Regions from separate parts of the Homo sapiens genome. Here region 2 is linked to region 1. Evidence: chromatin contacts called from ENCODE Hi-C data. All regions are on one chromosome and are shown on one strand. The core of a region is the stretch at or near the end of the contact, and the rest is flanking DNA. Distances in the headings are between cores, read along the strand shown. Region 1 holds the start of MFAP3 (microfibril associated protein 3). Region 2 holds the start of UBLCP1 (ubiquitin like domain containing CTD phosphatase 1).

What was found. A loop is a pair of places that touch in the nucleus more often than their neighbours do. Pooled maps may share reads with other maps.
Region 2: a pooled map shows a loop between it and region 1 (12-fold over the local background). The contact joins the promoter of UBLCP1 here to the promoter of MFAP3 in region 1. A Hi-C loop is called at or near these places in 5 of 50 pooled maps.

Annotation. Positions count from the first base shown.
Region 1 is chr5:154,036,985-154,041,912 of GRCh38, reverse strand. It overlaps MFAP3 (microfibril associated protein 3), which reads right to left and starts at 2,946. Exons shown (of 3, transcript NM_005927.5): 1 at 2,902-2,946. It overlaps FAM114A2 (family with sequence similarity 114 member A2), which reads left to right and starts at 3,003. Exons shown (of 14, transcript NM_018691.4): 1 at 3,003-3,056.
Region 2 is chr5:159,260,710-159,265,752 of GRCh38, reverse strand. It overlaps UBLCP1 (ubiquitin like domain containing CTD phosphatase 1), which reads right to left and starts at 2,463. Exons shown (of 11, transcript NM_145049.5): 1 at 2,393-2,463. RefSeq lists enhancers at 2,223-2,730, 2,487-2,796, 2,827-2,896, 2,731-3,238.

The DNA of each region.
Region 1 (4,928 bases), core at 1,697-4,196:
GGATAAGATGAACTAATGTGGGTAAATTATAAATATATGCTATTGTTATTATTCCACCTCCTACACATTTTTCAATTAAGTCCTGTTGTCTCTGTCCTAACTCATATCCTTTTATCTCACCTGGGTATACCACACTATCCCCTTAATTTCAGAATGGATCTCCTTAACTCCTTTTACCTCTATGATGTATCCAAACACTGTGACACTCAGAATTGGTCCTAAACACAAATCTGAGCAATTCAGGGTAATTTTACAATCTACTGGTGATTTCTCACTGCCCATGAGATAAGCTTAAAATTCCAATTTGGCATTGTAATTCTCCAAGAATAGATTCAGGCAGCAGAACAGAAAGTCATGAGAAGCCCAGAGGTGCCTCTATGTACGATAATTGCTTGCAGGAGGAATGAATGGATTTAAACATTAAGTCTGGTCTTTAGTTTTACCTCTATCACAAATTAGCTATGATGTGCTCCAGTGGTTTTAGTTTCCTCACCTAGAGGCTGATTATCATTATCATTCGTTTCTTTGCTTAAATCCTATAATCTACCCAGCTTTCCTGCCATGGCTGAAAGCCTAAACTACGCTTGTTTTACTTTATTCTCTCTAAATAACTTTTCACCTTACTAGTTGTTCCTTTTGCTTAAAAATCTTTCTGCCCCTTCCCGTCAATATCTTTCTGGGGGAAACTGTACCCTCTCTATAATATTCAACTCTAATTTCATCTTATTCAGGAAACCCTCTCATGCCCACCCTCTTGTCAGATGAGTTTTTTTTTTTTTTGCTCTGTCAGTCCCCTAGCACATTAAGAGTACGCCATTATAAGACTTATCAGTTTTCCTCTTAGCAGTTAGTTATCCGTTCAAAAGACTGTAAGCTTATGAATGATAGAGTCTAAAAACCTTCTGTCCTTAGCACAGGGCCACTGCCTGTGGCAAGTGCTCAAAATTTTGAGTTCAGACACTCATCGACTTGGTAGTGTGAAAGGTGTCTGCTACAAACTTATTAACTTTCCAGAGCTTCAGGCTCTGGAAACTATTGATGGAGAGAGGTGAAGATAAGAAAGACACCTATCTTGAGTTTTAGTAGGCAGAACACTCTAGAGAATCATTTGACTGGTTTTCTCACTCTGTAATTTTCAGACCATTTATATCAAATTAATTTGTGGTGCTTGTTAAAGATGCAGATTTCTTGACCCCACAGACTTATTGAATTGGGATCTCTAGGGGATGCCTGGGCATCTGCATTTTTAATGTGCATATAGGTTTATTGATTTACAAATCAAACTCATATTTCTTTTACTGGCATGACAATCACCGTAATTCAGTGTAATTCTCAAAAGTGTGGTGCAGGAACTCCTGGGTGTCCCTGACACTGTTTCAAAACAATTTACATAATATTAGGACATATCCCTTTTTCACTCACATTCTCACACAATATGGCACAATTTTCTAAAAGTTACATGATGATTGATATTGTAAGAGAATGAAGGTAGAAGTTACGAAAATCTAGCTGTCTTTTATTCAGCCAGACATTAAAGAGATTTGTAACAATGTAAAACAATGCCATTCTCAATAATTTTTCATTTTGGAAAATATCCTTTACAGAAATGCTATCTATGTTAACATATAATGAGTTTATTTTAAAATGAATAACCTTTGTTGAAAGTTGTTTTCTAAAATAGTAAATATTGATAGCTATTATAAACAAAAACCCTTTGAAGTTCTCAATACATTTTAAAAGTATAAAGAAATTCTAAGATCAAAAAGTTTGAGAACTGCTGCTATAATTATCAGCAGCATTTAAAAAATAAGTGGCTTCCCAAGATTCCATACTTTAGCCCCAAATTCTATGCATTTTCCATTACAACAGAAAATCAGAGGAAATGATCCATTTTATATTTAAGCAGGGGTTTTTTTGTTGTTGTTTTTTGGAATTTTAACAAGCTTCCAGGTGATATTGATGAACCTAAATTTAGAGAACCACTGTCAAAAGCAAAGGAAAATATCTGAAGAGTTTTAGAAGTGACAATTACTCTTATCTGGGAATTAAGATGATAATTCCGAGGGCATTAAATGGAGTTGGAAAACATGAGTTCTTAAAGGCTAAGTCCCTTCACCTCTCTGGGATTCAGTTTTTCTTATCTGTACAATAAGATTGATTTTAATATTTTACTAGCTCTGTCAGTCTGGATTTCATGCATTTTCACTGCTCGAGGGCAACAGAAGAGTTGCATCTTTCTGATGAGGTCCCAGGAGTAATCTTAGAGTCATAAATCAGATCATGTCATTCATCTGCTTAGAAACCTTCAATGGTTTTCCACTGGATTCCAAACAAAAATCAAACTCTTTATCCTTGCTCATAAGCCTTACAAGATTTGGGCTCAAGTCCCTGGCCTCATCTCTCTCCATTCTCACCTTGCTCCTTTTGCTCTAGCCAGTGGCCTTTGTCTTTTCCTTGACTTTGCTAAGTTTGTTCCCACTATATGGCCTTTGCACGCGCTATTCTCTCTGCCTGGAATGCTCTATTCCAGATTTTCATACGGCTTATTACTCTCCCACTTCGTTCCATCACATTATCCAGTCTAAATTTCTTTACAGCACTTACTACCACCTTAGATAATCCCGTTTGTTGACTTGTTTATAATCTGCTTTTCGCACTGCTTGAGAGCAGGGCCCTTCCGTTCGTTGACTGATGTGTCCCTGGAGCCCAGGGCAGTGCCTGGCAGGTATCTGGCTCTCAGTAAGTGTTCGATGACCGAACTCCCACACCCAGGCCAGACTTTCAAAAGAATGGCAAACATTTTCGCCTCCTGCACTCCCGACCCCAAGCCACAGGCTACGACTCACGCCTCGGCGCTCCTAGTAGTCCCCTCGCAGCGACCCCAACCAAGCCGTCACCTACCCGACCGCCGTCTAGCTCCTTCCGGCCTCAGCGGCGGCTTAACTCGGAAGTTTTCTCGGACACACCGGCACGCCTCTGCGCTGAAGGAGCACTTCCGGGGCAGTAGGAACGCCGAGTCGGCTGCCGTGGCTGTGCTGAGGGTGGCGGCCGGATAGGTGCGGAGCTTCCTGAACGAGGCAGGAGGGGTGCGAGGTTCAGGGGCAGGGCCCGGGCAGCCGAAGTCGTTAGGGAGGCGGTGACCTGACGGTGGGCGGCGGACATCTCGCGGCAGGGTCGAGGGCTGTGAAAGCGGTTTAGTGATTGAAGCGCTACGTTTGTGTGAGGAATTCTTGTCGTTGTCAGCGCCTGAGAACTTAGTTGGGAGCGGACGTTTACGTCGAATCTCTCGTTTGGGACCCCATTCTTGAATGTGGGAAGAAGTGAGAGCGCATGTTTGCTCATCTAGAGACAGCCGTATTAATAACGATAGGATACAAACCATCACCCCACCAAGTGATAGCAGCTGTTAACCTGTGGGCGGTTACGTGCCGGTCACTGTTCCAAGCCCCTCACATATCGCGTCACTGAATCTTTATAGGGACCCAGAACTCCATTTGACAGATGAGGAAACGGAGAGGCAGACAGGTGACCTGACTTCCCCACAATCGCTGCAGGACAGGAAGAAAGTAAACTCCAGAGCCCGTGCTCTTAGCTACTAAGCTGTACTGCTCTTCATTTTGGTAAATGGGGCGGGTGGAGTGTATATATACGTAATATATATGTGTGTGTGTAAGCGTATGCGTTTTTATTTCTTAAAAATATGGCTCAGCCGTATTTATTTACAGTTATTGGAATCTTTCTCCTCCAACTGAGAAAATAACTGGAGGAGAAACTACAATTATTTCTACACGCTTACTACACAATGCCTGGAAGACTTACAAAAACACTAAATAGTGCAGTTCCACGTACTTGGTGTTTATTCCTTTTTTTTTTTTAACCTTTCTCCTAGATTATGAATGAGTTGAGGAAAGAGATGGTACAGTCATTCTAATAACGATAGTAATGATAATATAAACAACCATCACCATAAAAAATTCTCTTCTGGCTTAGCTCAAATATCTGGCACAAATGAAAGAATAGAGATAACCAGTGTTTAATATTTTAGTAAAGGGACTGTTTTGGCAGGGCATGGTGGCTCACGCCTGTAATTTTAGCACTTTGGGAGGCTGAGGCAGGGGAAGATTGCTTGAGGCCAGGCCTAGGGTTCAAGACCAACCTGGCCAACATAGCGAGACCCTGTCTTTAAAAATATATTTTGGAGTATGTCCTTCCAGTCTTTCATGGAATTATATGAATTTATGTAATATGTATATTATATATTCTACATATAGTATACTGTATATATTTATGATGATGATAATGATGCGTTGCAACCTGGAGAGAGCATAAGGAAAAGATAGGAAACATTTATTCATATACACAAAACATTAATTGAACTTTGTGCAAAAACTGTCTCGTCTTTCCTATTAGATAGGCCCTTGGAGTGAATGGCTTACATTAGTTCTCTATCTCCACAGGTACTGTGGTACTACTTGGTACGTAGTAGGTACTCAAAAAATGTTTGCGAGTGAATGAATGGCTACTTCTAAGTTGGTTTGTATGTCAGTGAGTAGTTGTATCTGGATTTTTTCTCTATGTGTTTTGGAAATGTGTAATGTGTTTATATTATATGCCCATATATTCTGAACTCCATAGTGTTGTCTTAATCTACCTTTCTAGCTTCATGCCTTCCCATTGTTCTTCTCTCTGCCATGGTAACTACTCCCTACTGTAACTGTCCATGTTCCATACTGTCAGACCTCAGGCCTTTGGCTGTACCCTCATGTTATTTCCATATCCTTGAATCCTGTCATTGGCATCATCATCTGTCAAAATCATAAGCTTCTTTTAAGGCAGGTGTTGCCAACTCAGATGCCTACAGAGGTTAATCAGGTAGCATAATTTGAGTGAAGTGGATTTGCGTGGGGGATTGTAGGGAGCTGGAGAGC
Region 2 (5,043 bases), core at 1,214-3,713, 5.2 Mb before region 1:
CACTTCTTACATGGCAGTGGCAAGAGAGAATGAGGAAGACAGAAAAGCGGAAACCCCTGATAAATCCATCAGATCTCATGAGACTTATTCACTTATTCACAAGAATAGCACGGGAAAAATCGGCCCCCATGATTCAATTACCTCCCACTGGGTCCCTCCCACAATAAGTGGGAATTCTGGGAGATACAATTCAAGTTGAGATTTTGGTAGGGACACAGCCAAACCATATCAATCAGAAAATACAAAACCCATGGGTACAGATCTAAGCACACAAAGATTATATAGTGGCTGCCACTCATGTAAATAACCAAACATATGTCTCTTCCTGCATAAAGCTTTCTATTTTTCATTAAACTCATTCCTCCCACAGTCCAGAGAACTGGATTTTCTAATCTCAAGGTATTGGTATTTCCAATGCTTTCACTTATTTGATGAAACATTTGATTGCACTCTTCATGCAACTATTAGGACCAACTGCAAGAAAGAGGTTAAATTTTTAATCTCCACTTCCAAAAATAATTTAAAAACAGTGTCTCCTACTAAAAGGCCAATTAGAAGAGAGAGCCATAAATTCATATTTATATTTACTCATATATGAATACAAATATGAACTATAAATGTATATTTACTCCTATGTTTACAATGTGTTCTACTGAAAATGTAAAGCAAGTGTCTTAATTTAGGGTAACGTATTCCATTTTAGACAGAACTATAACAAATGTTATATTCTTCAATTAAAAGTGGACCTTTTGAGTTAAACTGAAATACAGTTTAAATATTTTCTGTAAGACATAAGAATAAAAGGGAATCCTACGAGAGCTAGAAAGGCAACCAGCACTAATATCGCATATATTGTGATGCGTAGTAGTGCAGAGTTTGGAGTGAAATCATCTGAGTTCCAGGTGACCCTGGACAAGTGATTGCTCTTCTAGACTAGTGGTTTTCAAAGCATGGTCCCTGGGCTAACGAACAGCATTGACCTCACTTGGTAATTTGGTAGAAATGTAATTGGGGTGGAGAGAAGGGACCTAGGAATCTGTGTTTTAACAAGGTCAGTCCTCCTCACCTCTGATGAATGCTCAAATTTGAGAGTCAGTACTACAGGCTCTTCAATGTTTTCAGCCTTAAAAAAAATGTGCCAGAGGGCATGGGCTCTATATGGTTAATAAAGCAGCATAAAAACGTTACGAAGCACCTATCCCACAAGTGGAAATTCCAAGTTGGCAAATGCCTTAAAGGGCCAAGCGAAACAAACACCATAAAAATTGTAAATGCATATGTCTTTAAGATTTGTTTAAAAGTTACTGAACCTTATTTCATCATTAAGACCGTTCACACCAATGAAGCAGTGTGATATAAATGCATGAGCTATTTTGCTTTCACATTTAACCTTCTTTCTTAGTATTTTGTATCATTTCAGATCCCATCAGATTTATAAGCTGAAAAATGATTTGGGGTGTGGGGAGGAGTGAAGTTGGCAAACCCAAACAAGCAAGCAAAGAATACACTTCCATATGGTCAACCTAGGGTCAAGAATAGCTGTTTAGGTTGGAGTTCTACCTAACATACTGTGTTGACTTTGCCTAGTCAATCCACCTCTTGGCCTCAGTCTTCTCAACAAGATGAGGCTACTAATATTCACTGGACAGGAGTAGTGTTAAGGTATGAAGTAACACCTGTGACAGCACTTTGTAAACTGTAAAACACAATACAAATGGTGTTCATGATGGAATAAAAACATGCTAAACAATTATCTCATTGAAGCTTCACAATCCTGAACCAACAGCTGTTGTCCTCATTATACAAATGAGAATCCTGAAAAGAAATTAAACTTGCCCGGGACCACAAACCTAAAAAGTGGCAAATGAAGAAATTTTAAAGTATAGCAGTAAAAGTAACACTTTGGGAATTAACGGGAGGTTAACTTTCAACAATCCCAGCAAAAGATAACCGTGAAGCACTAAGAACTCCGGCGAGAACCGCACACCAGCAACAACTGCGAGGTGGTGCAGGGTCGGGGGCTGTGCTAACTGACTTAGGGGAGCATTAGGAGGCAGGTGGAGGCTCCAGAACCAAAAAGGCCGGGATGCCTTCAACAAGGAGGTTGAGGGGAGGGATGGACAAGCCTGAGAAGACGGAGGAATGAAGTTTGGGGACGCAAAACCCACTGGGAAACAGAAAGCCCTCCAAATAGGCTAGACTGCTGGATGGGAGGACAGCGGCCCCCGCGACTAAGCGGGCCGGGGCTAGGGGCCTGGGCGTCAGACTAGGACAGACACTATCCCCAGCCCGCCGCAGTGCAAGCCACGCCGCGCGGGCCGCAAAGCCACTGTCCCCGAGCCCCAACAGCGTCTCCAAGGGCAGCGCGCCAGGGTGCCCCGCAACCCCTCACCTGGAGCGCGGTGGAACCTGCGGCAGCGGACGCAGAAACCGGCCGCTGAGAGACCGAAAGCGACCGGAAGTGAAGGGCGGGACCGGAACCGGCTGAAAAACCGGAAGTGGGTGGTTTGAAACGGAAATATGTTGGGGACGGAACAACTGCTTCCTTTGAATCTCTTCGGGTGCTAATCAAATGGCCGCTGTAAGGGATCTCCACAAAGCCACGAAGAAGCCAGGCCTTTCCGAGACTGTAACCGCTGTGCAGATAGCGCCGATCCCTGGGTGGCCGCTCTCTCGTTCTGCGCGTGCGCTCGTTCTGGGCTGGGAGCGGATGGGTGCTGAGGCGTGTGACGTCTCTAGTAGTGTCGTAACTGGGTGTGCTGCCTTTTCCAGGTGTACTGAGGTCTTCGTGAGATTCAGGGCTAGGACTCGTGTGGCTGTGTCATGTTCCGAATGAAGCTTAAAAGGTGATCTTTGAGAACTGAAGACTTGAGACCCCTCCATGGGCCCAGGGGCTGCCAACACTAATAATTTCAGAGACTTAGAATCTGAGGAGAATCTCCAATCTAAGGGGAAACGGAAGAGGGTCAGGAAAGAGAAGGGGCAAGCTTAAGTGACTCAGAATCCAAGAAGCAAGTCTCATAGGAGAGCTGCGATCGAGGTTACCATACAGTATCCAATCGTCTCAACCTTCCCATCCATACTTCCATGCTGTCTTTCCTCTGAATGCAAGGAAAACCGGTTACACAAACGCTGACAAAAGAATGTCAGACTTGAATGGAAATTCGGAGCAGTACCCATCTGGTCCATACAGCGAACTCCCAGTGAGCACCACGGCAATGTAACTAATTCATGTTTCCCTCTTGGCAGTGCGGGAAAGGCAGCAAAGAGCCAAGTTTTGTATCTTAACAGTTCTTTAGTTAAGAGGCACACGCTATTTTGCATTCTTCCCTACTTTTGATAATTTTTGGCTGCACTAGTAATGCATGAGTATCTGCTCATTTAAAAAACTCAAACTTTTTCAGTGAAAAGTATGCCCTTTTCTTCAGAAAGTCTTAATTAAAAAAAAAAAAAAAATCATTGCCCAGACCAACATTTTCAAGCATTTTCTCAAATCGTTTTCTTGGAATAGCTGCATAGTTTTGGGTCTTACATTGAAGTTTGGTGCTCATATGTGGGAGCTAAAAAAAAGTTGACTCCATGGAGATAGAGAGTAAAATTGTGGTTACCAGAGGCTGGGAAGGATAAGGAGGGAGAAGGAGATGAAGAGAAGTTAAAAGGAGCGAAAATATGGTTAGACAGAAGGAATAAGTTGTAGCGTTCCACAGCACAGTAGGGTGACTATAGTAATCAATAATTTATTTTGTATTTCAAAATAGAGGAGAAAGGTTGGGATAGTCTCAACACAAATGATAAATGTTGGCCGGGCACAGTGTGGCTCACACCTGTAATCCCAGCACTTTGGGAGGCCAAGACAGGCAGATGACTAGAGGTCAGGAGTTCAAGACCAGCCTGGCCAACATGGTGAAACCCAGTCTTTACTAAAAATAAAAAAAATTAGCTAGGTGTGGTGGCATGTGCCTTTAACCCTAGCTACTCGGGAGGCTGAGGCATGAGAATCACTTGAGCCTGGGAGGTGGAGGTTGTAGTGAGCCAAGATCATGCCACTGCACTCCATCCTGGGTGATAGAGCAAGACTATCTCAAAAAAAAAAAAAAAAAAAAAGAAAAGAAGAACTTTTGCCTCCTGTTGCTCCCTGGAGCCTCTCTTCTAATGTGTGGAGGATAATATACTTGTCCTTCATTCATGCATCTCTGTAGCAGCTAAAGATGCCTGGGAATTCCTCCATAGATTGTCAGGTCTGAGAGTCTAAATAATATATGGAAACAATTTCACAACATCAGATGACAAACTGTTAATATTACTGTGACCACATTTACTTTGGAAGATAAAAGGACATTCCTGCACCTAGGCCAGAAATCCCCCACTACTCTGCTTTTATCTCCATCTCCCCCAGACTTTTTTCTCCCCTTTTCTCTCTCTGGCCATTTTCTTTCTCTAGCAAGTGTGTTCTCTTGCCCAGCTCAGATCTACTCCCCTCAAAAAGCTTTCCCTCTCTTCCCAGTTGGAAGACAATCCTCTTCAAAAATTTAGTTCCCTCTAGAAGTTTGTCTCTCTCTTCTAATACCTACTCCTTTGCCTTTATCTTGCCTGCAGTAAGAGAGCTGAAAATATTTAGAATCTGCCCCACATGACAGAATACAGGTTCTTAATGAAGCATGCCCAGTTACTGCCCTTCTCTATTCAGCATGCTTTCCCCAAACTACTACTTAAAAACTCCATTCTCTTCAAACCTCAGAACTTCCAATATACTCCTTTGCTCTAGGCAGATGACATTGTCCCATATTTTGGCAATTCTTCAAACCTCTGAATCTACAAACTAAGGTATATTTTCAGTCATCCTCACTCTTGCTTATTTCAGTTGAGGCAGTTCGCTTCTATTTGAAGCCAACCCTTTAACTTGTTCTCCGGCTTCTTCCTTCTAAGGAAGCTTTCTATAAATCCAGGATTCCCTTCTCTTGCTCTTGTATTTTTAACCTCTTTCTACTGGCTCATTCCCATCAATAATAAACATGCCATGGTATCTTGCCATCATAGCCATCA